Regions from separate parts of the Homo sapiens genome. Here region 2 is linked to region 1. Evidence: read pairs that join two places in POLR2A ChIA-PET (ENCODE). Cell type or tissue: MCF 10A. All regions are shown on one strand.

Region 1 (2,500 bases):
TATAATCCTAGCACTTTGTGAGGCTGAGGTGGGAGGAATGCTTGAGCCAAGGAGTTTGAGACCAGCCTGGGCAACATGGTGAAAACCCTGTCTCTACAAAAAAATATGAAAGTTAGCGAGGCATGGTGGCATGTGCCTGTAGTCCCAACTACTGGGGGGCTGAGGTGGGAGGATGGCTTGAGTCTGGGAGGTTGAGAATGCAGTGAGCCAAGATGGCACCAAGGCACTCACTCCATCCCGGGTGACAGGAGAAGACTGACTCAAAAAAAAAAAATACACCAAACAAAAAAAAAAAAACAAAAAACATAGCATTTACAAGTAATACAAGTAATCTAGACTTAGAGTATATGGAAAGATGTGTACAGGTTAAATGCAAATACTATGCCATTTCATATCAGGGACTTGAGCATCCATGGATTTTGGTATCTGCAGGGGACTGGTTCCAGGGCTGGTTTTTTCCTTTTTCTTTTTTTGAGGCAGAGTCTCGCTCTGTTGCCCAGGCTGGAGTGCAGTGGCACGATCTTGGCTCACTGCAACGTCCACCTCCTAGGCTCAAGCAATCCTACCACCTCAGCCTCCTGAGTAGCTGGGACTACAAGGTGCATACCATCACACCCAGCTTTTTTTTTTTTTTTTTTTAATTTTTTGTAGAGATGGGGTTTCATCATGTTGCCCAGGCTGGTCTCGAACTTCTGGGCTCATATGATCTGCCTGCCTTGGCCTCCTAAAGTGATGGGATTACAGGCGTGAGCCACCACGCCTGGCCAAGGATTGTATTTTTTTTTTAAATTTTATTTATTTTTATTTGTTTGTTGTTCATTTTTGAGATGGAGTCTCACTCTGTCACCCAGGCTGGAGTGCAGTGGCACAATCTCGGCTCACTGCAACCTCTGCCTCCCGGGTTCAAGAGATTCTCCTGTCTCAGCCTCCCAAGTTAGCTGGGATTACAGGTGCACGCCACCATGCCTGGCTAATTTTTGTATTTTTAGTAGAGATGGAGTTTCGCCATGTTAGCCAGGCTGGTCTCAAACTCCTGATCTCAGGTGATCCACCCACCTCAGCCTACCAAAGTGCTGGGATTACAGGCATGAGCCACAGCGCCTGGCAGACTATATTTTTTAAAGCTCTAGGTGCATCAGGGTTGACAGCCACTGATTTGGAAGCTCAGAGGAAGAGGAAAAAGAAAGAACTGGTGAAAGAGGCTGGAAAGACTGTCCAGAGAGACAAAAGGGAACTCTGGGGGCAAGTGAGGCACTGGGAGCCAAGCCAGGAGAGTGACCAGAAGGGAGCGACCACTGTGTCGGCCCTGCTCAAGGGTCAAACAGGATGAGGGGAGACAGGAGCCTCCAGGTACAGTGGTGGAGGTAGAGGGATTCCAGTTAAACTCCATGCCAGATACTCCGGGTCCTCATGCCTTATCTTGAGCAAATTCCCACTCTCCTGGGATGAGCCCTGCATGAGTAAAAAACATGAGGTTCGTTGCCCCATAAAACCAACCGTATAAACGCTTGCTATGTCTGTGACCGTGTGGACACAAGTGAATGAGCAAAGGTGAAAATGGGGGTATAATAATATTACTGTAGGTTCTACTTTATGGACACAACTCTAGAGTGGTGAGGAGACCTGCACACAATTCCTGGCCCCACATACCCTGGCTGTGCAAGGCTTAGCAAGTCAATGCACCCCGCACCTCAGGGGCCCCATGTGAACAATGATGGTTGGACTAGATTAAAGGTCTTTGTTGTTGTTGTTTACTTTTAAGTTCAATTTTTAAAAGTTAAAATGGCAAGGGGAGCTGGTTTAATATGCAGGTTCCCAGACCCCCCTCCCTCCTCCCACATAAGCAAAGTAAGCAACTCAGGGTAGGATGGCACCGAAGGCCTCAAGAGCTGCCTGCATTGGTCCAACCCAGTGCAAAGTCCTTGGGTTAGGTCACGGAAAAAAATAAATAGTCCAGGAGATGTTTTTATCTCCTTAGTCAGAAAACCTGAGCTGAAATGCAAACAAGTCCTCAAAGGATCAGAGGTAAATACCAGTCACTCAGTAAATACTGTTGGCTAATTCCTTAATATTACTTTACAGTAAAAGCAAACGATGGAACAATATTTTGAAACTCTTATTTGCTTCATAACCTTCTCTTCTTAGGAAAAAGCTGCTCCAGGTAAACTCAGGGAGGGTGGTCTGCAGATCATATGCAGGTGAGATATGGATTTTTTTTTTTTTCCCTCAATCAATGCTCCTTAACCAAAAAGTTACATAGAACAGCCCCTGGAAGAAGGGACCAAAAAGAGTTGCATAGCCACCTAAAGACCAATGCAGCAGCTTTCATGTCTGCTGTCTGCTGCGTGTTATGTGACTACAAAAGTCTATAGCACACACTGTCATTTCCACCAGGGATTAGGGAAGTGTGACCTACAAGCCACAGGATGGAGGTGAAAATCACAGGGAAAAAAGAAACCTCATCTTCAAATTAAGCTGTATCAAGCTAAGTGTCACTTGG
Region 2 (2,500 bases), 110 kb after region 1:
CACCAAACTATGTTTCTTCCACAAGAGACCTTTGGAATGTCTTGATATTCGAATCCAAAGCAATTCTTCTAATGCCTTGGGACCACTGAAAAATTAACCCTTTCTCCTCAAAGTCAAAGCAGAGAAGCTAGTTGATGGGTGAGCAAAAACCACAGCTCACATCAATGCTTTAGGCCATGGGGGCTATTCCTGTTACTGTCATACAGAGCAAGTCCAGGGCACACCCCACCCTTGAGGTGTGGCACAGAATACCTGTTCCAAACTATTTTTGGATGAATGGATCATAAGGAGTTCAGTAAAAACAATAATTATGGCTAACACAAATGCTTCCTCTTAGCCAAGCACATGTATAAATTCACATAATCCTCTTAATAACTGTATGAGGGCCAGGCGCAGTGGCTCACACCTATAGAATCCCAGCACTTTGGGAGGCCGAGGCAGGTGGATAACTGACCAGGAGTTCGAGACCAGTCTGGCCAACACAGTAAAACCCGTCTCTACTAAAAATACAAAAATTAGCCAGGTGTGGTGGCACACACCTGTAATCCCAGCTACTTAGGAGGCTGACGCAGGAGAATTGCTTGAACCAGGGAGACGGAGGTTGAAGGGAGGCAAGATCGTGCCACTGCATTTCAGCCTGGGCAACAGAGTGAGACTCCATTTCAAAAAAATAATAACTGTATGAGGTTATCATATAAGGTAATGATTCCGAAGCTGCCTGTCATAAACAGGAGTTGCTGGGTTCAACACACCTAAGCAACAATCTTACAGGGGAAAAAAGAACATGGCTTCAAACACATCAATGCTGTGCTGCATTGTATCTACACTGTTCAATCTGAAGGTTTTTACTTTTTAATTAATGAATGAAAACAAAGCTACTTCCCACTCAGGTACATAAAGCAATTGTACAACTGTACAATTCCCATAGTATTCTGCATTTTATTTAAAATATATTCTAGATGCAAAGGTTGAAATGAAATGCTCACTGTCTAGGTGACACTCTTTTATTCTCTACTAAGAAAGCCAGTAAACCAATTGTCTCAGAAATTCTGCACCCAAATGTAATACTCGCAGACACAGCACCAGTGAGTCATACACATAACAAATTGCTCATTTTCCTCCTCCCCACCTTTCCTCTAAATCATTATAATGCTATTCCTGAATCATAGGTTTGGTTTTTTGTTTGTTTTGAGTTTTTAATTCTCCAGTATAAAGCTTGCCAATTCCAACTTCCGAACATGACAAGAATCTGTCCCTTTAGTTTAAGTAAACCTCCAATTTTCTTCCCAGGTTTGAAATTCTTCAGTGCAGGCAAGGCCCACACCTCTGGATCTCACACTAAGTAAAAAATGCCCCTTGATACTATAACTGTCTTACTAGATCTCTTAAGATATCAGATTACCAAACTCCCCAACTGGAAGTCCAACAGGCAAACCAAGTTTACTGTGGGAGCCCTGTATTCAGAAACACAAGATGTAGCATACTCTTTTACAGAGTTATCTTTTTTTCTTCTGGAAGTCTCATATACCAAATCCAGAGAAGAATGAACACTTGGAAAACTTAATTTTTACTAAAGCTGAACATATGTCTTATGACCCAATGATCCACTCCTGAGCATATACCCGATAGAAATGAGTACTTATACACTTAGTTCATAGCAGCTTTATCCATGATAGTCCCAACTGGAAAAAAAACAAATGTCCATCCACAGGTAAATGTATGAACAAATCATGATATAACCATAAAATGGAATACCATCCCACACTAAAAAGGAATGAAGCACTAGTACATGCAACAAATGGATGAACATTGCAGACAAAACATTGAGCAAAAGACCAGACACAAAAGTACACACTATATGACTCAATTTACATGAAGCCCAAAACAGGCACAATTATCCTATGGTAATAGAGGTCACAAGAGTGGTTATCTACAAGGAGTTACTGGCAGTACAAGTGGTATATGTAAGTAAAATTAATGGAGCTAAGATAATTAAAGGTTCAATGCGTAAGAAATTAAAGGTTCTAGTTAACTTGTCAACCTTAGATGGTAATGCAACATGATATAAAATATTTGTTCCACAGAACACAGTAGCAACCAAAAGTCAGGCAGAAACCGAGACAGCATTGTCCCTCTCGTGAGCATTGTCCTCTTCCCACTGCTGTTCTCCAGCCAGAACACGGCCACCTGGTTCCACCATGAATCTGGACCGTCAGTCCCTTTGGCATGAACAGCTGAGCTGTCTTCAGTCACTCTCTCCCTGATTTTCTCATCACACTGAGGACAATCAATTCTTCTGGAGGTCAAAGGAATTTGTCTTCCCCACTCTCCAAGAAATATTTCCCAATGGTCCTCAGACAAACATAAATTCAAGGGTAGTTTCTGCTCTCATTGTTTACCTGCTCCTAAAGGTCCAAATTCCTGACTCAATAATACAGCTGAAGCCAAACCACTTCTAACATTATAAGGAGACATTTTATCTTTGGTCACATCTCAAATC

What was found. Peaks named below come from ENCODE experiments on the same cell type or tissue, not always from the same donor. Only the 100,000 strongest peaks of a DNase experiment are listed, where the experiment ranks them.
Region 2: POLR2A ChIA-PET joins it to region 1 with 6 read pairs; 4 of 35 experiments call an interaction of 5 or more read pairs at or near these places.

The regions. Positions count from the first base shown.
Region 1 is chr3:42,130,042-42,132,541 of GRCh38, reverse strand. The region is part of intron 2 of TRAK1 (trafficking kinesin protein 1); the gene reads right to left. Among named protein-coding and RNA genes, the nearest start is that of TRAK1, 40 kb to the right of the region's middle. In MCF 10A, no CTCF peak of the experiment used is centred here; no DNase peak of the experiment used is centred here.
Region 2 is chr3:42,019,759-42,022,258 of GRCh38, reverse strand. It overlaps a transcript of TRAK1 not described here. Among named protein-coding and RNA genes, the nearest start is that of ULK4, 59 kb to the right of the region's middle. In MCF 10A, no CTCF peak of the experiment used is centred here; DNase peaks (open chromatin) are centred at 1,118 and 1,388.